4 separate regions of the Homo sapiens genome follow, and all the other regions are linked to region 4. Evidence: chromatin contacts called from ENCODE Hi-C or POLR2A ChIA-PET data. All regions are on one chromosome and are shown on one strand. The core of a region is the stretch at or near the end of the contact, and the rest is flanking DNA. Distances in the headings are between cores, read along the strand shown.

Region 1 (6,954 bases), core at 3,239-5,738, 260 kb before region 4:
TGTATCGAGCTGGCTCCCATCTCTCCTGCACTGGGAGGTCAGTGTTATGACAATCCCCCTTCTACAGACCAGGAAACAGGCTCGGAAGGGCACAGAACTTAGTCCAGTCCTGCAGGGGATAAGTAACGTGCCTGGGACTCAAACCCAGGCCTGTCTGACACTGACCTTCTGCTACTAAATGGTTTATAACCTTTGGAGTATCCTGGACCTCTATGAGATTTTTTTTTTTTTTTGAGACAGAGTCTCACTATGTTACCCAGGCGGAGTGCAGTGGTGCGATCACAGCTCACTGCAACCTCTGCCTCCCCGGCTCAAGTGATTCTGAGGCACAAGAGTACAGCTCTGGAGTAGCTGGGTTTACAGGCATGTGCCACCACACAGGGCTAATTTTTGTATTTTTAGAAGAGATGGGGTCTTGTCATGTTGGCCAGGCTGGTCTCAAACTCCTGACCTCAAGTGATCCGCCCACCTCAGCCTCCCAGAGGGCTGAGATTATGGGTGTTAGCCACTGTGCTGCCACCCTTTGAGATTCTAATGGAAGCCTGGAGCCCTTTAACCAGAAAAGTGCCTTGGTGTAAACACAACATGTGTGTGCAGGGCCTGCTTCCTGGGCATATGGCCTGGGCAGTTGCACAGGACCCCAAATTCACAAAAGCCCCATTTTTGGTTTAATGCTCTGCTGTTGCCATCATGAAATGCTTAATGCTTTTGTACAAGGGGTGCCACATTTTCATTTTGCCCCGGGCCCTGCAACTTCTGTAGTCTGTCCTGCATATGCGACACTGACACACACATGTCCACATGCACCACCACTTTGCAAATGACTTTAGGTGTGCAGGAATCCTATAGGCCATTATAGACTCAGGAGATACCCTTTCGCTTTGCCCTGCACCCTGGCAAGCTGTGCACACGTGCATGTGTGTGTGGAGGAAACTGTCAGGTGGATCTGAGTGTGGGCAGGGAGCTGGGCCAGCAAGCAGGGGAGGGGGCGGCAAGGCCAGCATCGACTTCCACACAGACCGTGACAGCAACTCCTACGCCTCCGGGAGAGGGAACCAGTCCTGGTAATAAATAGCCCATATCCTCAATCCATGTCCTTAAAAATCTGTCCCCTTCTTGGACAGGACAAGGGGCCTTTGTCAGGCATGGTGGCCTCAGAATAAACACAGGAAGGCGACCAGTGGCGGATGATCGGGCTGCTGTCTGGGGCAGAGTTTTCTAAGTCAGGCTTGGCATTTCACTCAGAATGCTCCTGCCTGTGGCCAACTGGAGGGATCCCTGTGCCCACGCCTGAAAGCAAGAATGTCCAGGCCGGGCAACGGGGCACAGAGATGGTTACACAAGCCTCTGAGGACAGAGAGAGCACCCTGAGCCTCTGCAGTCGGGAAGCGGCAGCTGGTGTGGGAAGGGGCTTTATACAATCTTCCCTTGATCTGTGTGATCTTGGGCAAGTGGCTTAATGTCTCCATGACTCAGTTTCCTATCTGTAAAATGCAGGTGATCATGATACCTACCCCAGGATTTTTGTGAATGTTGAATTATTGTCTAATGTCCTTCCAACAAAGCACAATAAATAATAGCTGTATTTATCATTATCATTATTATTATTTGAAACTAGGTTAGAGGACCAGGCTTCAACATAGCTGTGCTTTTAGTTTCACTGTTTGTTCATGTTATTTTTTAAAATCAGTTAAAGCCCCATGTGAGAGATCATATGCGGGGAGTGGGGAGGATTCACCAACAAAGGTTGGAGAATTAATACGGGGATGAAAAGCACCCAGGGAGAGACACAGGGCTGGTGTGTGTGTGTGTGGGGGGGGGGGTCATCCCATGACACAAGAGTCTGGAGTGCCTGGGAGGGAACGGGCCAGAGTCTAAGGCTAGGCTCTCTTCAGGGGAAAGGTTTGGAAAAGGAGCATTTCTTTTCTTTCCTTTTTCTTTTTATTATTATTTTTTTGAGACAGGTCTGTCATCCAGGCTGGAGTGCAGTGGCACGATCACAGATCACTGCATCCTCGCCCTTCTGGGCTCAAGCGATCCTCCTGCCTCAGCCTCCTGGGTACCTGGGACTACAGGTTCATGCCACCACTCCCAGCTAATACATTTTTTAATTTCTTTGTAGAAATGGGGTCTTGCTATGTTGCTAGGGCTGGTCTCAAACTCCTGGGCTCCAACTATCCTTCTACTTTGACCTCCCAAAGTGCCAATGTTACAGGAAAGGGGTCCCCACCCCATGTCCCAAGAGAGGGTTCTTGGATCTCGTGCAAGAAAGAATTCAGGGCAAGTCTGCGGTGCAGTGAAAGCAGGTTTATTAAGAAAGTAAAGGAATAAAAGAATGGCTACTCCATAGACAGAGCAGCCCTGAGAACTGCTGTTTGCCCATTTTTATGGTTATTTATTGATGATATGCTAAAAAAAAAAGGGGTGGATTATTCATGCCTCCCCTTTTTAGACCATATAGGGTAACTTCCTGATGTTGCCATGGCATCTGTAAACTGTCATGGCGCTGGTGGGAGTGTAGCAGTGAGGATGACCAGAGGTCACTCTCGTCACCATCTTGGTTTTGGTAGGATTTAGTGGCTTCTTTACTGCAAGCTGTTTCATCAGCTAGGTCTTTATGACCAGCATTTTGTGCTGACCTCCTGTCTCATCCTGTGACTTAGAATGTCTTAACTATCCGGAAATGCAGCCCAGTGGGTTTCAGCCTCATTTTACCCAGCTTCTATTCAAGATGGAGCTGCTCTGGTTCACATGCCTCTGACACTGGAATTACAGGTGTGAGTCACCTTGCTGGCCTCTTTTCCCTTTAGTAACAGCCAAGGGGCTGTTTCTGTGTCTTCACATGTGACAGATTCACGTGTGACACATCACTGGGCTCCGGGCTTGCGCCCAGCCTCGTCTTTCGGCCCAGTCACAGGAATAAGGTGCTCCGGGGGTTGTGAGCAGCCTCCTGGCACAGAGCAGGACAGGGTGTTGGGGGGCCAGGGAGGCTGGCAGTGGGGACTGGAAGGAGGGTCCCATGCTTTACCCCCCCACACACCCAGGGCTAAGAAGAGTGCTGCCCTGGAGTCCTGGGGCCTGAGAGGAGGGGGATTTAGTCATCACTGTTCACCCTCCCCCAGTATTCCAGAGGAATTGCAGCCATCTCTGTGGACAAGGCAGCTTGTTGTCTGTGAGCACTTTATGATTTTGAAATTCATCCCTGCCATAATTATAAATTAACATTTGGAGGGCTTTCTACATGCCAAGCTCTTTTCTAAGCCCTCCTGTCCGCCTTTTTTTGGAGTCAAGGTACCACTCTGTTGCCCAGGCTGGAGTGCAGTGGCTACATCTCAGCTCACTGCAGCCTCGATGTTCTGGGCTCAAGTGATCCTCCCGATTCAGCCTCCTAAGTAGCTGGGACTACAGGCATATGCCACCACGCCGGGCTAATTTTTAAATTTTCCATAGAAATGGGATCTCGCTAGGTTGCCCAGGTTAGTCTCCAGCTCCTGTCCTCAAATGATCCTCCTGCCTCGGCCTCCCAAAGTGCTGGGATTACAGGTGCGAGCTGCTGCATCCGGCCTCTTTTTAAGCTCTGTCTGCATTATCTCATTCAAATCTCACAACATTCACAACGTTCAGGGCTGAGAAAACTGAGGCTGTGAAAGGGACAATCACAAGCCCCAGGTTGCCCAGCCAGGGAAGCACTGTGAGCCGGGACGGGAACTCAGCTCAGGGGAACGTCAAAACTGTGTTCTTAACAACAGTCAGCCCAAACATTGGGTCCCTAAGCCCATGGCTTCAAGCTGGCCCTTCTCTGTGGGACAGTAGCAGCCCTCCCATCTGCTGATGTTTCTCTCTACCAGCCCCTCAGCATCTGGACAAGGCAGCTGACCCCTTCCACGTGCCCACATACCTTGGTAGCAGAGGGACCTCTCAGCATTTTTACTGGCTTTTCAGATTAAAAAAAAAGTTAGCCAGGTGTGGTGGTGGGCACCTCTATTTCCAGCTGCTTGGGAGGCTGACGCCCGAGAATTGCTTGAACTCGGGAGGCGGAGGCTGCAATGAGCCGAGATTGCGCCACTACACTTCAGCCTGGGCGACAGAGTGAGACTCCATCACAAAAAACCCCCAAAACAAAAAAAACAAAAACAAAAAAACTGGGAGAAGAAGGAAATGGGGAGGAGTTGAGCGGAGGCTCAGGAGAGTCAGGCAAATGAACCACAAGAAGCTGGGAGAGGGGCTGATCTTTCCATCTCCTGTGAAGGCAGCCGTGACATCCTCCACTGGAAGGATGAGTACCTGGGGCTGGAAGGGGTTGCACAACTTGCTCAAAGCCACCAGCCTTGTTCCTGACAACCTGACACCCTCACAGACCCACCATTGTCCCCCTGCCCAGAGTTCCAGCACTGCGTGGGGTGAGGCGGGAGGTGAGGCAGTGTTTGCAACAGCTCAAGGCCGCAGTCCAGGATGACCCTGCCTCCCCTTAAGCTGCCTGCCCGAGAGAACAAACACAAGGCTGCCGCCAGAACTGTTTGTTCCAGCCAAGCCCCGAAGATAGGGCCCCTGCTCCCACTCTCTGTAGGAAGATAGGAGCCTCACTCCCATGGCGCCGGTTAGCATTGGACCAAGCTCCTTCTCCCGGCTTTTTGTAATGTATCACTTTGTCCCATCCATCCTAATACACACACACACACACACACACACACACACACACACTCACAGGAGGACTGGTCAGGGTTCCCTGCACATGACCCTCATATTTTGTAGGGGAAACTGGGATTCATTTCGGATCATCCACTCTTTCCTCCCTCCTAAGACCATGTTCCTCATATTCCGCCACCTCAGACGAGGTGGGGCTCAGTCTTTGTTCAAGCCGTATTGCTTCAGCCTCATAACTTCAAGACCTTGAGCAAGTTACTTTACACCTCCAAGCCCTGGTTTCCTCATCTGCAAAGTGGGAATAATAAAATAATCTAGTTTGCAGAGTTGCTGAGAGATTGTTTTATTTTTGTTTAGTTTCTGTTTTGTTTTGCTTTTTTTGAGAAGGAGTCCCGCTCTGTTGCACAGGCTGGAATACAATGACGCAATCTCGGCTCACTGCAACCTCTGCCTCCCGGGTTCAAGTGATTCTCCTGCCTCAGCCTCCCGAGTAGCTGGGATTACAGGTGAGCACCACCAGGTTGGGCTAATTTTTGTATTTTAGTAGAGACGGGGTTTCACCATGTTGGCCAGGCTGAACTCCTGACCTTAGGTGATCCGCCCACCTCAGCCTCCCAAAGTGCTGGGATTACAGACGTGAGCCACCACGCCTGGCCAAGATTGTTTTACGTCAACAGCGAAACAGTATCTGGTACAGAGTAGGTGTTAAACAAATAATTGCTATTGTTATTTTGTTATTATCTGGTCCTCACCTCTATCCTCAAAAATAGCTCCAGTTGACTCAGTTATTCCTCTTTTATAAATCACTACCAAAACCAACACTTATCAAAACACCACTCTGTATCCCATAAATATATACAATTATTATATGTCAATTGAAAATAAAAGGGAAAAAAACCAATACAAACAAATAAAAAACACCCAGGTGTGTTTCAGCATCTCTCGTCTCCTTGGGGCACTAACTCCTTGCCACACTTCACCTGCATGAGAGCTGAGTAAGCTTCTGGAGCTTTGGAGAAAGTCTGGGGTCAGGAAATTGGGAGATGTTACTGGCACCTGAGAGGGGGAAGCTGTGAGTGGGGACAGGAGAGACTGCCCAGCTGCAGCTCAAGTCCAGAGTGGTTCAAAGGGCATGGCTGGGGGACAGAAAGCGTATACTCCCTTGCCTCCTGTACTAGTGCAGGAACTGTGAAATAGGCATTCAAATATGCAACTGGCAGGAATGTCATTTGTACAACCATTTCAGAACATTGGTTGGTAGGCTGGGATAGTGGCTCAGGCCTGTAATCTCAGTACTTTGGGAGGTTCAGGTGGGAGGACTGCTTGAGCCCAGGAGTTAGAGACCAGCCTGGGCAACATAGGGAGACCCCATGTCTATTATTTTTTAAAAACAAAAACAACAACAAAAAGAACATTAGTTGGCAGCATGAATTGAGAGATACTAAAATGTAGATTTTTGTTGTTGTTGTTTTGAGACAGAGTCTCACTGTGTCGCCCAGGGTGGAGTGCAGTGGCGCGATCTCGGCTCATTGCAGCCTCTGCCTCCTGGGTTTAAGTGATTCTCATGTCTCAGCTTCCCAAGTAGCTGGGATTACAGGCATTTACCATCACACCGGGCTAATTTTTGTATTATTAGTAGAGACGGGGTTTCACCATGTTGGCCATGCTGGTCTCGAACTCCTGACTTCAGGTGATCCACCCGCCTTGGCCTCCCAAAGTGCTGGGATCACAGGCGTGAGCCACCACACCCAGCCTAGATATTCTTTGATGCTAAAATTCTGTTAACAGAAATGTATCCTAGGAAGATAATAGAGTACGAGAAAAAAAAACCCCAGAGATGCAGATTGAGTTTTTTACATAAAGAGGTTCATGTTATGCTATTTAGAATAACAACAATTTGAAAGTAAATCTAATGCCCCAAATTAATGAGTAGTGGCACGACGTGTGACACCTCTGATTTAGCGAGGATTAGATTCACTCTTGAGTAATAGAGCACCCAAAATTACAGCAACATTATGAAACACAAACTTCACACACATTCCAGAGATAGGCTGTCCAAGGCTAGCGTGGTGCCTCCATAATTATCAAGGACTCAGGAGACGTCTATCCAGTTCTGCTGTCCTCAGTGAGTGGCTTTTACCCCACACTCCAATATGGCGGCTTGAGTCTTGCCATTATGTCTGCATTTGAGCTGTCATGAGGTGGAAGAAGCAAAAAAGAGTACCACTCTCCCTTTATGAAATCGCACCTAACGCTTCCACTTACTTTCCATTGGTTGGACATTAGTCACATAGGTACACCTAGCTGTAA
Region 2 (7,602 bases), core at 1,755-4,254, 500 kb before region 4:
GGGACAACAGGTCACAGAGGACGTCTGGGTGACCCAAGGTATCGTTAAGGTAGGCCTGCTATTTCCTTGCTCTCTAAGCCCTTAGCACTCCTTCCCTCACCTGTGTGTGTGCAAGGAGTTCTGCACCTGCCTGGTCCAGACTTCCTTCCAGTGGCAGCTCATGCCCCTCTTGGTTCCTTGTCCAGTGAGAGGCATGAGCTAAGTAGCATTTTTCAAACTCCCCCTCTTAGTCTTTTTAAATCCAGAGATAAGATTTGTAATTTTCATGATGGTAGAACAACTGATTTTTTTCTCCCAGAAAGAAAAAAGGTATTTTCTAGTTCTTTCACTGTTTATTAAAGACCTTGGGCTCAGTGGGCCCTCCTGTCTGGGCCTTCTAACCGGGGCAGCCAGGTGAGCTCTCCCTCTGGAGACTCTGGCTCGGTGGGAGGTCTGACTCACCCCCTACCTTCAGGGGTTTCCAGTGTGTTCTCCTAGTAGCTTCAGCCAGCACAGGGCCAAGGGTTCTTGGCACAGATGGCACACGGTACACATACCTCTGTCACCAGGCTGGCAGGCAGTCCCGGAAAGGGATGGAGGAACACACAGGTGGACCCCAGGGCCTGATGAGACCTGCCTTTCACTAGCACCCATCTCCCTCCTTTTCACTTCATGGTACTGATGAGAGACTCAACCAACTGTTTTAACAAACATGTTTATTAGAAAAGTAAAAAATATTGCATAGGTCTTAATACTTGAACATCAAGTGTATTCATGAACAGTGAGTATCTTATCTTCATGTAAACAGTTCTAGATGGAAGACCCAGATGGCACTCCTCCCGGGGAGGGGTTCCAGCCCCCACCCTCTCAGCCCCTCCCCTGCCAGCTCAACTCTGCAGTACACGATGGGGGAAGGCTTAAACGCAGCTGCCAGGTGTAATTTTTCAAGTGTCAAAGATCCCAAGTGATCCCTGACACCCACCCCTTCCTACTCTTACATTCATGCGTCTGTAAGATAGCTGCCTACAACAGGTCAGTAGTGATGCTCCGATCAGAAAAACAAGATACAAAACAAACAACAAACACACTTGGTCCCTTCAGACCAGTAAGATACACAAACCACCTCCACGACCTCCGACCTCCCCCCTCCCTCCGGCTGCTCTGAGGAGCACGTGCCTCTTCCTTCACCCTGGGCCGGGCTGGGGCGGGAGCAGCCCAGCTGCTCTCTGGATGTCACACCACTGTTAACTGTCAGTAACAAAAATAATAAGGTACATGCTACACACACATCCAGCTGGAAGCCTTGTTGGCCCCTAAGCCTTTGTTTCATGCTACAGTACTGAGGGGTATGTGTCCCCAATGCACAGCCACCCGCACACAACTCAATGAGCTTCCTGGGAAACACTATTCCCCCACCTCCACCTTAGGTGGCTGCCTCAGTTTTCCAACCACAGGAATCAGTCCCTCAGCTCCTGCCTCTAGTCTCCACCCCAAAAGTTCAGTCGTCTCTGTCTTGGAGGGCACTGTCGGCCCCCTCAGGTTGAAGTTCAACACTCCTCAATGAGCAGCTGTTCCGAGCTGTACAGCTTCTTCTTGATGACTCGGAAGCCAGTGCTCAGCGTCAGGGACTGGCTGAAGCCAGGGAGGAAGGGAGAGTTGGCGGAGCTAAACAGCCCCTGGATCTTGGGCCAGAGTCGTGAGTCCAGGCGCAGCACGAGGGTCAGCTGGAAGGTGGGCACCAGGCTGGGGTCGAGTGCCAGCTGGCCCACGCTGTGGCAGCTCTTGCCCTGCTCCACGCAGACGTCCAGCAGCGCCCCCCGCAGGCCGCACGGCTCGCTGTAGGCCAGGCGCAGTAGTTCTTTGCCCACCTGGCTTACCAACTGGCTAGGCATCAGCAGGCGCGCAGGGCGTCGAGAGCCCAGCCGCGCCTGGGCCAGGCTCTCCTGCAGCAGCTGCATCAGGTTGGCACACAAGTGTTCATCCTCAGGGTCACTGAGCAGCTCGAAGTCGGGCAACGACACCCCATCCAGGTAAGCCGTGTCTGGAAAGGAGAGCACACAGGAAGGGGTATTAGAGCGGCTTCAAAACGAAACGCACAGGCGGGGGAGGTGCTGTTTCCTTAAGAAACCAACGCTCCTTCCCACTCCGTGCCTCAGTTTCCGCCTCACTCACCTTATACTCCAATTCCCCCTGCCCCCAAGCAATCTGGGTCCCGATGGGATAGGAAGCCAAGGCGGCTCTGACCCCTTCCAGCACCGGGGCTTCCCCACCTTCCCGGCCCCTCGAGTCGCGTCGGCACCCGCCCACCGCTCACCTTCCTCCGGCCCGAAGCCACTGTTGCTGCTGTCCAGGGACTCGCAGTCCGAGCTCTCCAGGCTCGTGGAGCGGTCAAACCCCTCCTCCCGGGTCGCCGACCCCCAGGCTGAGCGCGGCGGCCGATCTGGGGTGGGAGTTCGGGGCAAGGACGAGGGCGAAGAGGAGGTGGACGACGACGAGAAGCGGTCCCAAAGGCTAGGCATGGTGAGGACAGACGCCAGGGCGTTTGCTGATGAACTCAGAGTGCCGGAGCGTAGAAGCCGCTGTAAGACAAGAGGGGGACCGACCAGGCGTCAGTCTGGGGACCAGACCAGACCAGACCGCGAGCTCTAGGACCCACACACAGAAGGGACACTCACCAGCTAGCGCGGTCAGCGAGAACTGCTAAGACAAGTGCGTCCTGCCGCTTGAATGGGTGTGCGAACCCGTGCCAACCACCGAGAGCCGCCCAGACCCGTCCCAGGTCCACGCTCGCACCTCCCCCTTGGCCTGCTGCGCCCTAGCACCAGCGCGGAGCAGCCTATAAGGACTAGCGCGGCGAGGCCACGCCTTCTCTGCGCCACGACCCAATCCAGACCCGGGAGTGTGGCCCGCCTTGGCCAATGGACTCCGGGCGCACGTAAGCAACGTTCTCTCCTGCCCGGTGACAGCGGCCGGGCCCCGCCTCCATTGAGCCCCAGAAAGCTCGCAGTCGAACCCCGACCCACCGCCACGCCCCCTTTCTGGAAAGGATCCGCGGCGGCTGCAGCTGCCAAGGTCCCCGAGGGCGCTCGCGGCAGGGGAGGATCAAGGAAAGACTTGTTTATTATAGGGTTGCATTGCTGGAGGAGGGGACAGCCCGTGACCAGGCTAGGAGGAGAGGCAGGGAAGCGTGAGGGGGCGGCGGGCAAGGAAAATGGTTGCCCCCAGCGTCTTGGATCCTAAAGCTTCGGGAACAACTGGGCACACACGGGGGGGATGCCCGTGGGACGGCGGCGCAGGAGCAGACGTTAGCCCGGCCTGCCCTCGCGCCCTTACCCCCTCTATCCCTGCTTTGCAAAGGCTCGGGATATGGGGGTGGGGTCCACAGACTGGGAAGCTCCGGGCACCATGCTGCCCCTTCCCCAAGGCCCCACCTGCCCATCCTGGCTGTTACTCTACAGCCCAGGACATAGGTTAATGGGGATCCCTGCCTCCTCCCAAACCCTATCTGCTTCCACTTCCAACTGCTCCCAAGGAGAGGGCTTGAGGAGAGTGGTTAGAGGAGTGTGGATGGGCCCGGGTTCATAGCGCCCAGTGCAGGGATGGAAGCGAGGATTCACAGCAGTCGGACTCACAGACCCATCCGCCCTCCCCGCGGACTGCAGGCAGCGCAGCCGGACCTCCCTGCCCGGGCGCCCCCCGGGTCCTAGCACCCAGCGCTCGCCTAGCGCTTTGTGTAAAAGATCCAGACGGTTGCATCAGGACCGAGGACCGAGATCTCTGGAAAAGCCAGGGAGTGCAATGGCCATCCCGTGTTTCATCATTCAGGCGGGGCCACAGGAAATCTGGCCTGGCAGCAGTGCTCAGAGGCTAACAGTGGTTGCTGAGGGTGGGTGGAGGTTGAGACGGACTCGACCTTTATTGCTCTAAAGGTTTATCAGTCTGGGACAGGAGGACCCTGATGGAAGAGGGAGCCAAACTTACATCAGATGCCCAGGGCCCCGGGGGCGGGCAAGGAACCTAACCAGATAGGCGGGCCTTGCCTCGGGTCAGGCTTGCTTTCGCGTGACAAATGACACTTGCAGGAGATGTCAGGCCACTGCCCTCCGCAACCCCCATCCCCACCCCAACTTAGAAAAAAGAAAAAGCTGACACTTGGGCCAAGACTTAGAACCTGAAAGAACCAGAATCCAAGCTCTGCACCCTACTCTCATTTGACAGGTGGGAGACCCACTTATGGAGACAAATTTATGGATTAAAAAAAGAAATCAGGGGATCCAGGAGACATCTTAAAGACAGCTGCAGAATGGAATAGTTTGTGAGCCACTGGGACTTTCAAGGCCTTCTCTTCCCATTCTTCAAGCTCTGTCGCTTGTTGGAGCCTTAAAGACACCAGATTGCTTAACAATGGGGATATAAAAATTAAAAATAATAAAAGACACTGGATCAAGGCGGCTAGTTGTTCTTGGAGGGCTGGAGTAGATGACATACTCTTGAAATCACTCTTACAGAGGTGACCTGCATGGGTGTGTCTTCCTGCTGGCCAGAGAGAAGATCTGAATTAATCCATCAGGAACATTCACATTTCCTCCAGGCTGATTTGGGCGGGACACCTAAACACCCTAAGGAAACAAGAGTTACGATGTTTTTTCTTCTTCTTCTTCTTTTTTTTTTTTTTTTTGAGATGGGGTCTCACTCTTTCACCCAGGCTGGAGTGCAGTGGTGCGATCTTGGCTCACTGCAAGCTCCGCCTCCCGGGTTCACACCATTCTCCTACCTCAGCCTCCCGAGAAGCTGGAACTGCAGGTGCCCACCACCACGTCCGGCTAATCTTTTGTATTTTTAATAGAGAGAGGGTTTCACCGTGTTAGCCAGGATGGTCTCGATCTCCTGACCTCGTGATCCGCCTGCCTCGGCCTCCCAAAGTGCTAGGATTACAGGCGTGAGCCACCGCGCCCGGCCTAATTTTTGTATTTTTAGTAGAGAGACGGTTTCACCATGTTGGCCAAGCTGGTCTCAAATTCCTGAACTCAGGTGATCCACCAGCCTGGGCCTCCCAAAGTGCTGGGATTACAGGCGTGAGCCACCACGCCTGGCCTTTTTTTTTTTTTTTTTGGACAGAAAAAAAATTCAGGAAAATGTGGAACACTGACCTAAAGAAAGCACAGGCTTTTTTTTTTTTTCCTTTTAAGTAGATATTCATAAGGAAAAGAATCCGGGTCCGGTTTGGAAAGGTCAGTTATTAGGAATCATTTATTCATTCAACAAACACCATCAAGACTGCCCAACAGTGTTCCAAGCACCTTTTTTTCATTCACTGTCTCCTTCTGTTAATAAAACAACTTGTCTCAAATGGGAAGGGCTGGTTAATGCGCACTGAGTAATTTTGTTTCTTTTCAAAAGAAATCTATTAGTGTTATTGTCTCATTGTGTTTCTAAAAAGCGATTAAAAAAAAAAAAGAAGGCAGTCCTATTGTTGGAAGTGTTTCCTAAAGTAGGAGGGAGTGGGTTCCAGGGTAAAGTCTCCTGCAAGGAGGCCTGGCAGAGGCCTGGGGGAGTTGGGAGTGGTCAGTGTCTTCCCCTGTGACAACTGCTAAAACCCCTGATAGAGAAAAGGCCTGTATGCCAGGAGAATCTCAAAGGTCGGGAGGAGGGTAAAGTGGGGGTTCTTAACTGCTAGCCTCTCCCAGGAGCCAGAGTGCAGGGCCTTGGTCCATCCTGTCCTGAGGTGGAGGGTAGATTCCCTTCCATCTGGCTGGAGCTGGAAAGACTTTGTAACCACCCTCCCTACACCGAACACCCCCTCACTCCACAGCTCTGCAAATGGGGCCCTTCTGGTCAGGAGGACGCTCCATCTCCTGGCCTCTGAACCAGACCTCATTGGAGCTCTCACAAAACCTAGAAACCCTGCATTTGGTGTCCACCCACCCGCTCCTCCTCCCCTCAGGCCAAGGTGGGCTTGCCTAGACATGCTTCCACCAGCAGCCTTGGCCACCCAACTCTGGCATCCCTTCCTCCAGGAAGCCTCCCCTAGCACCCTCATCCCGACACTCCATCCCTTAGGTGCCTTCCTCAGGGCATCTTTCCAGCCAGTGCATATCTTTGTTGTTAATAATTCTTTCCACTTTGGTCTTCCCACTAGACAGTAAGCTACTTGAGGATGGCGTTCTACACATCCTAACTTCAAGTAGCCAGCACTGTGCCCAGTACATAGAAAAGGCTCAGCAAATGTTCCTTGGATAAATACATGAATGAATGGATGGATGAATGAATGGCTAGATGAGGCAAGAACGTGGCTTCTCTGGCTGTGGCAGCTCACACTTTTAACCCACACACTTTGGAGGTGAGAGGATTACTTGAAGCCAGGAGTTTAGGACCAGCCTAGGCAACATAGTGAGACCCCGTGTCTACAAAAAATTTAAAAATTAGCCAGGCATGGTGGCTGATGCCTGTAACCCCAGCACTTTGGGAGGCTGAGGTGGGCAGATCACCTGAGCTCAGGAGTTTGAGACCACCCTGGGCAACATGGTGAAACCCCGTCTCTACTAAAATACAGAAAATTGGCCAGATGCAGTGGTTCACGCCAGCGTTTTGGGAGGCTGAGGCAGGTGGATCACGAGGTCAAGAGATCCAGACGATCCTGGCCAACATGGTGAAACCCCATCTCTACTAAAAGTACAAAAATTAGCTGGGCGTGGTGTCGCGTGCCTGTAGTCCCAGCTAGTTGGGAGGCTGAGGCAGGAGAATTGCTTGAACCCGGGAGGCGGAGGTTGCAGTGAGCCGTGATCTTGCCACTGCACTCGAGCCTGGGTGACAGAGCGAGACTCTGTCTCAAATAAATAAATAAATAAATAAATAAATAATAAAAATTAACTGGGCATGGTAGCACACATCTTTAGTCCCAGGTACTCAGGAAGCTGAGGTAGGAGAATCGCTGGAGCCTGGCCAGGGTTACAGTGAGCTATGATGGTACCACTGCACTACAGCTTGGGTGACATAGTGAGACAAAAACAAAAAGCACATGGCTTTTTCCAGAATTGCAGACACCCGCATCTAGATTCCCAGGATCTAGTGGGGCCTATGGGGTGCCTTCAAGAGGACCCTGATGCTACCTTTCCATCCTCTTTATGGCAAGTGCTGCCAAGAGCCTTGGACAGATCTGACCATTTCCCTTCCTCCTCAGCTGGGGTCTGGGAATGGGGCTTCTAAGCCAATCCAGTTCTTCCTCTGGAATATAGTCAGCGACCTAGCCCAGGAAACTGGGGAGAGACGTGAAATCTTGCAGAGGGCTGATCTGTTGTAGGGAATTTTTTTTTTTTTTTTTTTTTGAGACGGAGTTTCGCTGTTTCGCTCTTGTTGCCCAGGCTGGAGTGCAATGGCACGATCTCGGCTCACTGCAACCTCTGCTTCCTGGGTTCAAGTGATTCTCCTGCCTCAGCCTCCTCAGTAGCTGGGATTACAGACATGCGCCACCATGCCCAGCTTATTTTGTATTTTGAGTAGAGACAGGGTTTCTCCATGTTGGTCAGGCTGGTCTTGAACTCCCAACCTCAGGTGATCCACCCGCCTAGGCCTCCCAAAGTGTTGGGATTATAGGCGTGAGCCACCGCACCTGGCCTTTTTTTT
Region 3 (7,548 bases), core at 4,761-7,260, 320 kb before region 4:
TATAGCTCTAAGGAAATACAGTTTTCAGTGCTGTTGTGGAAGAGGGAGTAACAGTTTTGATGTAGAACTTTTATGAAAAAGCAAAATGGTAGAGAGCAACAACAGTAAAAGGGTTAGAGTTAAGGTTCCCCTCTCACCAAATGATAATGGGGTAAATGTTGGAGGATTTGCTGCTGCTGTGCTTACAATCAAACCTTCCTTCATATTACTGTTTTGTAATTCATTCTACACTGAAATAGTTCATTGTACCTAACACTGCTCCAGCCAGCTTTTGAGGCACTGACTTCACCCTCAATTTCTCTTAAGAGGAAGAGGGAAAAAAATCTCTCACTCGCTACTTCACAGAATCTGTGTTGTTATACATGGAACTTTGTTATGGAGAGTAATTTTTATTTTAGACACATTGTAAATGTTTCTTACAATGATTATTTTTAAAGCAAGCTCTAGAGTTTCCAAAACTGGGCATTGAGTAGAATCCAGCATCGTAATAATTCAGATTTGGTTCCTGTTTGCCCTTGTACTGTGCTGGAGCTCACTGTCCTGGAGCTCAAGGGAACCCACTGGCACTAGAGGTGTATTGAGTTGAGTCAATGGAACACCTGTCAGCTTCCATCTCGATACCATAGGGAGCATGAATGTTCAAGCTCTTGCTGCTAGAAGTGATGAAAGTGGCTGCCGTTATGGTTTTTATTAATAGCTTTTTTTTTTTGTAAAATGTCCTTTTAAATGAAGACAAGTTTACTTTATGAAAAATAATCAAGTTTATGCTTTGTGCTTTTGTCACTGTGTGTTATACTTCAATTTAAATCGGAGGCTGAAACCAGAGGTTCGCTTGAGGCCGGGAGTCCAAGACCAGCATCGGCAAACTAGTAAGACCCCATCTCTACAAAAATAAATAAATAAATAAATAAATAAATAAATAAATAATAAATGAAAATAAATGTTAGCTTCCAGAGGTAACTACTCCCTATACATTTAGACATATATAAAATATGAGAAGTTAAGAAATTTTTCACAAATAATAGCTAATGTTAGTGGAGTGTTCACATTTGTTATTTTTTTGTGCATTAATTCAATCTTTACAATAGCCCACTTAAGTAGGTAATATTGTCCCCATTTTACAAACTGAGGCTTAACAAGGTTAAGAAATTTTCCTTAAAGTTGGGGGCAGTGGCTCACACCTGTAATCCTAGCACTTTGGGAGGCAAGAGGATTGCTTAAGCCCAGGAGTTCAAGACCAGACTGGGCAACATGGTGAGACACTGTCTCTACCAAAATAAAAGCACAAAAGAAAATTAGCCAGGCATAGTGGCATGCGACTGTAGTCCCAGCTACTTCAGAGGCTGAGGTGGGATCAATTGAGCCCAGGAGGGCAAGCCTGTAGTGAGCCATGATTACATCACTGCACTCTAGCCTGGGTGACAGTGAGTGAAACCCTGTCTCAAAAAAAAAAGGAAAAAAAAAATTGCCTTAAGTCATATAGATTGTACCAGCAGCTCTCACAGTGTGGACTTTGGACTTCTAGGAGTCCCCAGGAACCTTTTAGGGGATGCCTACGAGGAGGTCCAAACTGTTTTCATAAGAACGCTAAGGTGCTATGTGCCTTTTTAACTCATTCTCTCACGAGTGTTCAGTGGAGTTTTCCAGAGGCTCTGTGACATGGTGACATCACTCTGATAATTAGTAGAATGTGTGTGTGTGTACTTTTGTTTTCTAGAATATTGTAAATTGATAGATTTAGGGTATAAATATATGTGTTTTCAGAGATTAACTCAGTTTGCTGCCAGTGCTTCTACTGTGCTCTTACTGGCTATTTTCATTTATACCTGCTGCTGAGTCATGACCACCCAAAATCTACATGTTGAAGCTCTAACTCCCAGTAACTCAGAATGTGACTGTTTATTTGGGGATTGGGCTTTTAGTGGGGTGATTAGGTTAAAGTGAGGCTGTTAGGGTCGGCCCTAATGCAATCTGTCTGGTGTCTTTATAAGAAGAGGGAATTTGGACACACAGAGACACCAGACTAGTGTGTGCACAGAGGAAACGAAGACACAGCAAGAAGGCGGCCACCCTGCAGGCCATGAAGAGAGGGCTCAGGAGAAACCAGACCCACCAACAGTTTGATCTTGAACTCTGAGCCTCCAGAACTGTGAGAAAATAATCGTCTGTTGTTGAAGCCACCCAGTCTGTGGTACTTTGTTACGGCAGCCCCAGCAATGGATACACGTGCTGTAATGCAGAAGCTTATGCCAGACTCTGTCTTCTTCTGACCAGACACTAAAGAGATTTGTAAAACTGTAAAACAGTGCCACTCTCTTACTAATTTGGGGGAGCGGTAGAGACGGTTGTTTTTCATAAAATATTCTGTTAATATGAAATGGGTACATTTATTATTTTAAAATAAATTTAAATTCTTAATTTGATTTTCAAATACAGTAAATATCACTATATATATAACTCACAGAAACAAAAGTTCTTTGGGGTCCTCAATAATTTTTTAGTGTTAAGGGCTCCTGACGCCAGAAAGTTTGAGAATGGCTATACTATACTATACTTCCAAATGGGATCCTATTATATATGATCTTATATAACGAGCTTTTCTCACCCAGCAATACATAGTGGATCACATTGGTCTTTAATAGATACAGATCTACATCATTATTTGTAATGTCTGCACAATAGTCTGTTACAGGTATGTTTTATCCTTTAATTAGGTGGTTCCTGGCTAATGGACATTGAATTGGTTTCCAGGATGGGCTATTATGAACAATTCTGGATCTTTGTGTGTTTATCTTTTTGTGCTTGTGGGGTCATCTAGAAATGGAATTAAATGGATTTTAAGATACATTCAGGCCAGGCACGGTGGCTCATGCTGGTAATTCCAGCACTTTGGGAGGCCAATGCGGATGGATCACATGAGATCAGTTTGAGACCAGCCAGACCAACATGGAGAAACCCCATCTCTACTAAAAATACAAAATTAGCCGGGTGTGTTGGTGCGTTCCTGTAATCCCAGCTACTCGGGAGGCTGAGGCAGGAGATTTGCTTTTGAACCTGGGAGGCAGAGGTTGCAGTAAGCTGAGATCGCGCCATTGCACTCCAGCCTGGGCAAGAGCGAAACTCGATGTATTCAATTTGGGTTTCTTATGAGGAAACTAAGGTTTCTCTTCTCCATTTTAGAATTGCTAAATATTAAGTGCAAACAGAAAAATGTGTAAAATATATGTACCACTTAATACATATACCTAGCAGCAGCTCCTCATGTTTGGGGCTATTGTCTTGAAAAGGCTAACCTGCCAGTAATTCTTTCAAACATGAGGAAAACCAAGCTGGGTGTGGTGGCTTATGCTTGTAATCCCAGCACTTTGGGAGGCTGAGGAGGGAGGATCACCTGAAGCCAGGAGTTCAAGACCAGCTTGGCCAACATGGTGAAACCCCATTTCTACTAAAAATACAAAAATTAGCTGAGCATGGGGACGGGCACCTGTAATCCCAGGTACTCGGGAGGCTGAGGCAGGAGAATCCCTTAAACTTGGGAGGCGGAGGTTGCAATGAGCCGAGATCGCACCACTGCTCTCCAGCCTGGGCGACAGAGTGAGACTCCATCTCAAAAAAAAAAAAAAAAAAAATTGAAAAACCTTTTCTTTTTCTTCTTTTCTGTTTTCTTTTGAGAAAGAGTCTCGCTCTGTTTCTCCAGCTGGAGTGCAGTGGCACGATGCTAGCCCAGTGTAGCCTTAATTCCGAGGCTCAAGCAGTCCTCTCACCTCAGCCTCCGAGTAGCTGGGACCACAGGCATGTGCAACGTGGCTCATTTTTTAAATTTTGTATAGAGATAGGGTCTCGCTATGTTGCCCACGATGGTCTGGAACTCCTAGGCTCAAGCCATCCTCCTGCCTCTTGGCCTCCTAAAGTGCTGGGATTACAGGTGTGAGTCAGCACACCTGGCCCTTTTTTTCTTCTTTGTAAACTAAAACTATTGGCCATTTCCTACAAGTTTTACACCAGTCATCTGGAAATTTGGGTTCTTCTTCCTAAATAGCATTACTATTGGCTTCACTAATGGGACTGGAATGTTGTTGATTAGCTTTCGACACAGGACTAGTATTGACCCAGCTTGAAGGTGCTACAGAAGGCAAGTCCCACTGGAGAAGCTACCTGGGACTGTGGGAGCCATTTTGACCCTCAGAGTCTGGAGACAGCTATTGTCATATTGATGGGCATCTTGACAGCACCTTTCCAAACTCTTTATTCAGCAACTTTGGTAACTCTGGAAGCCCCTAAGATAGCACAGGAATGGGAGAGCTGTGGTATCTGGTACCTATCTCCTAAGTGCCTTAGAGATATATAGCTAGCTTTGCTAAAAACGAAAACAGAAACAAAAAAAAAAAAAACAACAAAAAACTAGGATTGTAGGATTGAGATGGTGGAAAAGATGGCAAATTTTGATGAATCTTCAGAACTATGGGACACCGTAGCCTTCTCTTCCCAACCAGAGGAAAGACTAACTTTTTAAAAAAATGCCCATTATGCCCACTTAGTATGTAATTTTGCTTGCACTTTACAGCAGTTTTAATGATGGTATTACCATTAGTTTTAGATAGAAAATAGGTAATTGCTCAAGAATCCAGCCAGTAAGTGGGATTCTGTCCTCTAGTCTCCACGACAGCAAGCCGTGCTCTCTCACTGTACAGCGCCAGGACACACCCAGGAAGAATGCTTTATTACTGTGAGATGAAGACGTCAATGGCCAGGGCCTCACTGCAGCACCACCACTAAATCCAACAGCAAAGGAAACAAGAAAACATGGAAAGGGAGCTATTGTTTTCTGTTTTCCCAACGAGACTCCGGCCTGAGCCACTGAGGCATTCAGAGTTCCCAGATAGGCCAGATTCAGGGTGACAAGGAACCTTGTAAGCTATGTTTTTTCCTACTGATTAAGATTATGTTTTTTAAAGCATTTTAAATTTTTATTTTATTTTTAGATCACAGCAGCTAAGTCTTTTTATAAAAACACAATCTAGGGCTTGGGTCCCAAAAGTTCACTAGGTTTTGTCCCATCAGATGATGTTTCCTCTTTAATGTATTTGTAATGTAAACCTGTCCCCATTTCTGCTGTGCTCTTGGGACTGTGGCCAGCCTCCAGCCTTCCCCGCTGGTATGTCAACATTTAAATCTACAGCCAATAAGGAGGGTCGCAGTTTCAACAAAACCCGAAACACCTCAAACAAAACCAGCACCCCACCCCAGCCCCCCACTCCCCGGCTTCCCCAGTGGCTTATTCAAACTAACTTGAAGTCAAAAAACCATAAGCAAATATGCCTTTTCCAAATTTGCAGCCTCCAAGGCAGATGAAATGGTCAGACATTTGCCTTTTAGGGTTGTCCTGGGAAGAGCTGACAAAACGGGTGACAGCCCCTAAACAGCTGCCTGGGGAGGAGGACATCTGCCTCTGTTTCACCAGCCACTCAGTGCTCAGGCCTTGCCTTGCGCAACGCGGTGCCGCTGGGGAGCAATGGTTCTGAGCAGCCAGTTGTTATACGGCTTTTGTCTTAACGAAGCCACCCATTACGGTAGAGCCATAACTCGCAGGAAGCCAGCTGTCAGGGCTGTGGCGCAGGCCCCTCTGGGTGGGAGGCAAGGGGAGAAAAACAGTGTCTGGCCAAATTCCCTTTCCGACACCTGAGCCTGGCTGGCTTTGTAACCGGAGAGTTTTGTGCCCTCTCCCCCATCCCATCTTCCCCGGGGAGATCCTGGGGCCCTTCTTGCTCTCCATCCTTTGAGGGAGCTCAGGGACATTTCGGGATTCTGGATTTCTTGGTCTGCAACTCCCTGTGTGCCAGGCGGGGCTGGGCCCCGCTGCGGCTGGCTGGCGTTTGGCGCTCTCATCGAGGGAGCGCTTCGCTTTGAAATCTACCCACTCCTTTTTTTTTTTTTTTTTTAAACCAGGTATGATGATGTCAAACGTGATGCTGATGCTACAGTTACAGCCCCTGCTGGCGCAGCCTCTCTGATTCTCTCTCCCTCTCCGCGTCCAGTGCTGGGCTTTTTCAGACAAGTGCATCTCCTAACCAGGTCACATTTCAGCCGCGACCCACTCTCCGCCAGTCACCGGAGGCAGACCGCGGGAGGAGAGCTGAGGACAGCCGCGTGCGCTTCGCCAGCAGCGGGGTGGGAGGAAGGACATTAAAATACTGCAGAAGTCAAGACCCCCCCAGGTCGAACCCAGACCACGATGCGCGCCCCGGGCTGCGGGCGGCTGGTGCTGCCGCTGCTGCTCCTGGCCGCGGCAGCCCTGGCCGAAGGCGACGCCAAGGGGCTCAAGGAGGGCGAGACCCCCGGCAATTTCATGGAGGACGAGCAATGGCTGTCGTCCATCTCGCAGTACAGCGGCAAGATCAAGCACTGGAACCGCTTCCGAGACGTGAGTCCGCAGGGCTGCCAAGGCAGAGACCCGGGGTTGCGGGTTCGGGGATTGAGCTCCGGGGTCTGCGGGAGCGGCCGCCGCACGTCGCAGCCCGAGGCTCCGCAGCCTGGCCGGCTAATTACACGGAAAGTAAACAGTACTGGGGGTCACAGCCCAGCGCCCCTCCCCTGTCCCTGCGGCCCGGGCCGGCGGCCCTGGGACCCCCCAGCCCCGGGACCCCCAGCTCCACACCTGCCCGACGCTCCGGGGTCGCGCGCTCCGGGGTCTCCCCTGCGGGCCGGGAGTGGGAAGGGGTGCGGGGCCGGGGGGACCCGGACCCCGGCTGCCGCTGGACCCCGACCCGGTCCCCAGCTGCGTTGTGCGAGCCGCCCCCGGGCCTGCCCCAGCCGCTGGGATGCTGCAGGCTGCACATACGGGGCACTGCAGCACCGGCAGGTCTGGGTGGGGCCGGCAGTGAGGGTGGCATCGGCTCGCGCGGTGCCCTCTGTTCCCACCGTGGGCTTTGCGGGAGGGGGACAGCATGGGACGGGAGTGTGACCGGGGCTCTGGGTCTGGGGTCCCAGCAGCCTTCTAGGCGAGATGGTGGAAGGCGTGTCCGTACGGGGGTGGGCTGGGGTCCCCGTGCAGAAGGGCGCGCGAGGACCCAGGCTGGTTTTCCCGGACCAACATTTCAGGGGGGAATCCAGCCTGGAGCGAGGGGAGCAGCTCGGAGCCAGAGGAAGGCTCCCGGCCCGGTGGGCTTGAGAAGCCGGGGAGAGTCCAGAAGCTGGGTTTGGGGGCCCCCGGCGGGCGCCGCCCGAACCCCGGCGTAACCTTGGGCCGAACTCCGCGGGGTGGGGGCGGGGGGGTAGCTGCGGCACTTTTGTTTACCGGCACCTGTGGATCAGAGGGGAAGTCGCAGGCGGCGGCCCGGCGGGGCTGGCTCCTTCCTCTCGGCCGGGCCGGGTTGGGGGCTGGGGAAGCAGGGGTGAGGCAGGGCGGGCGGAGGGTGTGGCTGGACCCCGAGATCGTTGGGGGTGCTGTGGGGGATGGGCCCGGATGCGCCAGAGGCGACGCCGGCTGCTCCTGGCGACCTGGTGCTCACCGCGGCCCTGACCCCAGAAAACCTCTTCTAGGACCCTGGC
Region 4 (6,502 bases), core at 3,281-5,780:
ACCAAACTTTTCATCCTCCCACACTGAGTGCCCCCACAGTTTCCCCTAGACTGCATCTTTGCTCCATCCCCCTCCAGTGTCACTGAACTCCTTGCCAATCCCTGGATAGGTTTCGCCCCTTGTCTTGATCCTGCCATCAGCTGCTGACCATGTGTCTGTCGATGCGGAAGGTGTTGACGATGTTGCCTGCGACGATGGCATAGGTGACTGTGCCGTTGGGACCCTCATCCAGGTCCAGTGCCTGGATGGTGATGAGGCTGGTGTTGAGCGTGTCTGGGCCCTCATCCAGCAGCACCTCATAGTGGGGCTGCTGGAACATGGGCGCGTTATCATTCTCATCCACAATGGTCACGTACACGTGCGTGGTGGCCTGTGGAAAAGAGTGGGTCACGTCCTTGGTCAGGTGGCCAGAGGGACCAAGGTGGATCCAGATGGCTGTTCTCCTGGGCTGAACTCACTCCATGTGACTCAAACAGAAAGGGCAAGGAGAAGAAAGCAGGGGGTGGGTCACAGGCTGGTAGAGAGAGAAAGCTCAAAAACTCCACCAAAAGCCAAGTAAGGTAACTGCTCTGTCCAAGATGGCACTGGCACCACCACTCCTATGTCTGCGACCCCCAGCAGACATCACTAATCAATCACAGAACTGCTGAGGCCAGATGCAAACTTGGGATCCTTGTTAGCACAGTGGTCTAGTGATTAAGACTGGCATATGGGATGAACCCTGGTAGTCACCCCAGCTCAGAGCTTTACGAGGGCCTGTGTCTTATTGAGCCTATATGTCCTGCCAGACTACAAGAGGCAAGAATGTGAGGCACTCGGCCCAATGCCATATTTAACCTTCATCTATTGTTCATGTAAATGAAAGAAATACATATTTTCAGCATTTCCAGAAGGAGGACATTGGGTTTGTGGCAATTTCGTGGGCAGAACTTGTTGACCTGTGAAAAATAAGACTCACAGAACATAACTTCATTCCAAGAACAGCTTCTACAACATACTCTCCTGTGATCGGCCATCTCTGCCAATGCTTGAGTCAATTGGACCACAAGTAATATTCAGCTAATCAGAACTCGGCAATCAGCACTCAAGAATCAACTAGAAATGGTTCTTGCTCCTGCTTCCTGCCTTTCTCCACCTGGGAAGATGTCCCCTGTGGACTAACTGCCTTACCCTGGCTCCCTTGCTATCCAGCTTCCTGCTGGGTGTGGCCAATGGGAGGCCCTGGCTGAAGATGAAAGCAGTGGGGAGAAAGAGGCGGGGGTGTTTCTTCCACACTCCCTCCATTCCTCACTGCGGTTCTGCCCATGGCTGTGTTTCTCCTGCTTGGGGACAGGGGTCCCCCTTTCATAGCACCAGCTTTCACTGGGCTCCAGAACATCACTTCCTCTTCTTTCCCTTTGGACATGTGAGTGGTAGTGGCTTCCTGTGGTTGGTGCTAGTCTCTGGGTGCTTTACCAGCCTTCCTAAACAGTCCCTGTATTAAACTCTCTTCAGTTGAACCCTTTCTGAGTGTGCCATCTGTTTCCTGCCAGGACCCTAACTAATACAAATCATAATGAGTGACTAATATAAAATAATAAGGTGTTAATCACTGCAAAGGTGTCTGGGTAGAGAGAACGTGACTAGGCCATTGCCAGGCCAGAGAACAGAAAGCAGGTGGTACAGACAACTCAATGTAGGCAATTTGCATATGGTTTTTTCCTTGGGACTGGCTGGCTCTGGAGCTACCACTGGAAGAATGGACAGATGGGCAGGGGATCTGGACCCAAGAAGGCTGTCACTGCCCCTGAGGAGGCAATGATTCCTCTGATATGCAGCTCTGGATCTTGGGGGTGGAGGGCATTGGGTGTTTGCTGAAACGGTTTCCAAAGCAGATAGGGTTGGCAGCCTTGAAAAGGAGCTGCGTGGCCTTGGGCAGGTCACATCCCCTCTCTGGACCTTTTCTGTCTGTTTAATAAAGGACCTGGCTTGATTTCTAAAGTTGTTTCTAGCTCAGGGAGTTTGGGAGGTGAGTTTGGGAATGTGGGAAATGTCAGCATCCCCTCCCCAACAGGGAGGCTGGAATTCAGCCCCTTTCCTGCAATGTGGTGCTCTTGTATTCTTGCCGGCAAGTAAGGGGACTCAGGAAGGCTCAAGGCTGGGCCCCTCACCAGTAGAGAGTACTCACAGCTGCCTCCAGGCCCTGCAGAGCCACAAGATGGACATGGTGGCTTTCCTTGACAGTCATCTTTATTCGAATATTTGGGGCCTTCACCACTATTTTTAATGAAAACAAGCACAAACACATGATGGAGTGTGCAGGCTGCAGGGGCTGGGAGTGGAGAGTTTGAACAGAGTTGGGCCTTGGAGCCCCTCCTGCTCTGAGACCAGGTCTGGGCTTGGGGAGGGAAGGTGGGTTTGACTTCCTCTGGTCTCGGAGGGAGGAGAAAGTCAGTGCTCCAAAGGCCCTCTCAGCTGAGCCCTTCCTGTCCTGCCCTGGTGTTGAGGAAACAGTGCTTGAGGTTTCTGGACCATGGTCCTTGGGCAATGCCTGTGTCTCACCCTGATGCAACCCCAGGAGGCTCAGTGGTGGGCAGTGTGGTAGGGAGAAAGGAAGTGAAAAGGGGGGAGGGAACTGGGCCCAGCTCAGAGGCTCTATCCCCCTGGGGAAGGGGTTGGCAGGGCAATTGCTCCCCTTTCTCTAATTCCAGGCCCTCCCCGGCTGCTAGGCCCTGGGGAAGAGGGAGTCTGGTTTCAAGGGTGTCCTGAGCAAAGCCAGTCCAGGAAGGGTTGAGATGGGGTGGTGCTCTAGGATCTTGCCCTTAAGGGACCCCCCTCACTTGCCAGAGGATGTCAGGGTGAGAAGGGCCCGGTGTCCACCTGATCTCAGTTGGCTTTGTACCTCCCCTGGTGGAAGGGAGCTCATGCTATGCCAGCAGGAAGGGCCCTGGGCTGCCTTCCAAGGTGGGGTCACAAGGCCAGGAGCATGCCCAAGGACCTGGGTTATGTCCTGCCAGCCTCTGGGGCTCCCATCCTGGGGAGTTCACTGGCTCCAGGGGGACTGGGCCTGCACAAGTTCACTTAGTAATAACATGATGCCTCAGCCTTCCTCTGTTGTAGCCTTCCCTGCCCTTAGAGCAAGGGCTAAGGGCCTCCAGAGAGCCCGTGACTTGGATCAGGCCACCCACAAGGCCCCCAGGACTCCTGGCTCCCATTGAGTCCTGATACCCTGGTTCCTGACCCAGTCAGACTCTGAGTGTCCTCTGCCTCTCAGCCTAGGAGTCACCTATTAACCCAAGATCCCTAAAGTGCCAGAAAAACCCCTGGAAGCTTCAGCTAGACTGGGGTAAACTGAGTAAAATGGCTGTGCTCTTCCACTCCTGTGATCCCTGGTCCTGGCCACGATCACCTCTGCTCCTCCATCACACAATCACTCACTCACTCATTGGTTTGTCCATTCAGATAAAAGTGCAGTAAAACCTTCTCCACGCCCAGCTTTGTGCTAGGGTCTCAGAAACATCAGAGAGAGGTTTGTAGTTTCGCTCTGGAGGGCAGAACAGCCGGAAGAAGAACCAACTGCTGGTTATCTCAGGCTGGAGGTGGTAGCTGAAGGGGGTGTGGACAGTAAGGATTTGCCGGGAAAAAGGAAGGGTCAGGACATTTCGTGAAGTGGGAGGACTTGAGCTGAGCCCTGAGGGATGAGAAGAATTAGGAGGGGAGAGACATTCCAGTGGTGCCAGCAGTGCTGGGTGTGGGTGCAAGAGCAGAGGCACTAGAAGTTAGGGTGCATCAGAGTGTCCTGCAGATATCCAGGCACCAGGGAGGGAGGGCGGGTGCACAGCCAGGCGGACAGCTGAGGCCTCTGCCGGAGGGGAGCTTGCAGGATGTGCTGTGGGGCACGCCAACAGGTGTTGCCTGCATATCTGTGTGTGTCCCGGGGTAGGGATGTGCTGATCTTGGCGTGTAGTCCTGCACCTGTTCTGTGTGTGTGTGTGTGTGTGTGTGTGTGTGTGTGTGTGCGCGCGCGCATGCACTCAGGGTGCCTCAGGCTCTGAATCTACAGTTAAACTGGCTCCAGCTTGCCTAGCTCTTCACAATGTCAGATTTCATTCATTCACTCATTTACTCACTCATTCCACAGCTGGGAGTGCCTACCACATACCAAGCCCTGGTCTGGCTGGAGGATGTAGGGTACAAGTCTCTGTCCCCAGATCACTCAAAGGCTGGTGGCTGAGGGCAGATGCAAGCCATGGTAACGTCTATCACGCTGTTAGAGGTAGATCTACTTCTTAGGCTGCGCAGCAATAATAATTTCTCTCCAAAAGGACTGGGGGACGGTAGAACGGGCTTTAAACTGCCGATCAAGTGGAGCTGACTCGCTGGGACGCACGCTGGCTCCCCACCCACGGGGCCGGCCTCCGGGAAGCCCCTCCCACGCGGCCCTCGGAGAGGCAGTTCCCCCACACGGCCCCCCGGGGGCGCTGCGCGAAGGGGGCGGGTGCCTGGAGCACGGCGCTGGGGCCGCCCGCAGCGCTCACTCGCTCGCACTCAGTCGCGGGAGGCTTCCCCGCGCCGGCCGCGTCCCGCCCGCTCCCCGGCACCAGAAGTTCCTCTGCGCGTCCGACGGCGACATGGGCGTCCCCACGGCCCTGGAGGCCGGCAGCTGGCGCTGGGGATCCCTGCTCTTCGCTCTCTTCCTGGCTGCGTCCCTAGGTAAGGTCGGGGGAGGCGGGGCGCTGGGAAAAAGCTGGGAGAAGACAGCAGACTGGAGTGGGAACTGTGGGATGGGGGCGTCCTGGGGGCCCTCTCAGCCTGTGTGACCGTGCACCCCACTCCACCCACCGCCCAGAGGCTGCTGGGACCCCTAGGCAGGGTGCAGTGGCAACTGTGCCAAGTGCCCCAGCTAGGCATCGGGCACATCTGCATGCTCTGACAGCTGCCCAAGTGGCAGGCAGGGCTGTCCCCTGAGGGCTGCCTGTCCAGCCCTTCCCTGCCCAGAGAACCCAGGGCACAGGTAGCTTCTGCAAAGAAGGAGAGGCACAGGGTGGGGGCGGTCAGTGTGTTCTGGTGGATATCACTGGCTTTTGACAGCTGGCATCTTTCTGCCCCTCTAGTCTCAGGGCTCTAGTGTTGCAGAGGACACAGAGGGCGTGGTATGCTCAGCCAGTGCCCCATGCCCTGGTGAAACCCCTGGCTGAGCCTTGGTGGGCACTGGGCACTGGTCACGGTGGGTCCACTTTCAGACACAGAGGCAGCACTGCCCACCTGGTCCCTATTCTAAGGGTCTGATGGCCCAGGAATAAGTGGTCAGCTGATTCCTGCCATCCTAGCAAGGCTGCCACTCAGGGACCAGTGTGGAGTACTGGGGAGGATGTGGGACACTCTTCAGCTCAGCTATGAGCCCCTTCTGGGTCCCTGGATAAATTACGGCATCTCTCTGGCCTCAGTTTCCTCAGCTCAAACACAGAAGCCCACACAGGGAAGCACCATTTTCCCCTTCCAAAGTCCAGACTGTCAGCATGTTCAGATAGTATCCTGGCCCCAACACAGGGGCTCCCGGGCTGGGGGCAGAGGCCCTGGTACCCATGGCCTGGTTGCCTAGTTCTTGCCTGCCCAGAGCTGAAGAGGCTGGATCTCTTCAAAGAGCCTGTGGAACCAAACTTTATAGGGAGGGCCCAGGGAAAGTATGAGTCATGCAGGGACTCGGAGGGAGGCAGGAGGGAGGTGGAGGGCTTGGCACAGGGACCCAGTGGGCAGGATGGAATAGAAGGAGAGGGTGATAGGATAAGAGGGAGAGGAGGAGGCTGAACCTGGAAGATACCTTAGCAACCTGGGTGCCCACAGGCAGCTGGCTATCTCAGCACTTGGAGGCTGGCCTGGGCCTCTGAGGAGGAGGAGGGCTCCACATGTCACAGACACAGCTGCCCTAAGCCCCAGGGTGGATGCTTCTCAAGGTGACAGTCAGAGGGAGGAGGAGAATGGGAGGTGGAATGGACAGTCTCAGCACCAAGGCCATGGCTCATGGCAGGGCATGGCTTCCAGAAGGAACAGAGGATGGTGGCAGGCAGGCAAGCCAGCATCCCACCTGTCATGGGCCACCTGCCCTGCACTGCCCTCCCTGGTGGCCCTGTGAGACCCTTCCTGCTTTCTTGCCCACTTCCTGCCCTCACTTGGCTGGGCTGCCCTCTGTTCAGCAGCCCCAATTTGAGAAACATTTCTAGAGATCCAGGGCACAGGGACCCAGCTTGCAGAGCACCCAGTAGCAGAGAGGCCCCAAGAGGAGCTCAGGACGCCTTCCCCTATATTGCTTATATGGCCAGGGGCCTTTACTCCCAGAGGTCTTGGCTACTCAAACAACATGGTATACTAAAGGGTCATCTCTTCCTGGGCCCAGCACAGGGAGATGATTTAGGCTGGCTGCAGCTTTCCACTGAAAGGAGCCAGAAGCATTTGAATTGCTCTGGGACCTCAGGATTCTGAACTGTGACATGGACACACTATAATAGATATTCACCCAACTCCC

Evidence for each region. A loop is a pair of places that touch in the nucleus more often than their neighbours do. ChIA-PET counts read pairs that join two places held with the same protein, here RNA polymerase II (POLR2A). Pooled maps may share reads with other maps.
Region 1: a pooled map of ovary shows a loop between it and region 4 (1.8-fold over the local background). The contact joins the enhancer-like site here to the promoter of VSIR in region 4. A Hi-C loop is called at or near these places in 1 of 168 maps with a recorded cell type or tissue (K562) and 7 of 50 pooled maps. POLR2A ChIA-PET finds 5 or more read pairs at or near these places in 1 of 52 experiments (activated T-cell).
Region 2: a pooled map shows a loop between it and region 4 (5-fold over the local background). The contact joins the promoter of DDIT4-AS1 here to the promoter of VSIR in region 4. A Hi-C loop is called at or near these places in 8 of 50 pooled maps. POLR2A ChIA-PET finds 5 or more read pairs at or near these places in 5 of 52 experiments (PC-3, PC-9, activated CD4-positive, alpha-beta T cell and 1 more).
Region 3: a loop to region 4 is called in a pooled map, with 4 times the contacts of the local background. The contact joins the promoter of SPOCK2 here to the promoter of VSIR in region 4. A Hi-C loop is called at or near these places in 1 of 168 maps with a recorded cell type or tissue (PC-9) and 5 of 50 pooled maps. POLR2A ChIA-PET finds 5 or more read pairs at or near these places in 1 of 52 experiments (activated CD4-positive, alpha-beta memory T cell).

What each region holds. Positions count from the first base shown.
Region 1 is chr10:72,028,454-72,035,407 of GRCh38, reverse strand. LOC124902448 (a long non-coding RNA gene) reads right to left here. Exons shown (of 2, transcript XR_007062187.1): 2 at 6,489-6,948. Among named protein-coding and RNA genes, the nearest start is that of SPOCK2, 57 kb to the left of the region's middle. Within about 2 kb of position 4,488, at least 9 of the 41 ENCODE cell types and tissues checked have a DNase peak (open chromatin) inside an H3K27ac peak, as active enhancers do.
Region 2 is chr10:72,269,113-72,276,714 of GRCh38, reverse strand. It overlaps DDIT4-AS1 (DDIT4 antisense RNA 1), which reads left to right and starts at 3,004. Exons shown (of 2, transcript NR_186445.1): 1 at 3,004-3,865; 2 at 4,198-5,329. DDIT4 (DNA damage inducible transcript 4) reads right to left here and starts at 2,791. Exons shown (of 3, transcript NM_019058.4): 1 at 2,655-2,791; 2 at 2,294-2,558; 3 at 679-2,020. The coding sequence starts at 2,498. The coding sequence ends at 1,527. RefSeq lists enhancers at 625-1,148, 2,417-2,536, 3,247-3,770, 3,771-4,294, 5,262-5,762 and 1 more.
Region 3 is chr10:72,087,013-72,094,560 of GRCh38, reverse strand. SPOCK2 (SPARC (osteonectin), cwcv and kazal like domains proteoglycan 2) reads left to right here and starts at 6,010. Exons shown (of 11, transcript NM_001244950.2): 1 at 6,010-6,421. The coding sequence starts at 6,233.
Region 4 is chr10:71,771,548-71,778,049 of GRCh38, reverse strand. It overlaps VSIR (V-set immunoregulatory receptor), which reads left to right and starts at 4,530. Exons shown (of 7, transcript NM_022153.2): 1 at 4,530-4,692. The coding sequence starts at 4,611. It overlaps CDH23 (cadherin related 23), which reads right to left. Exons shown (of 70, transcript NM_022124.6): 39 at 149-370. RefSeq lists silencers at 1-44, 4,301-4,630, 4,651-4,730.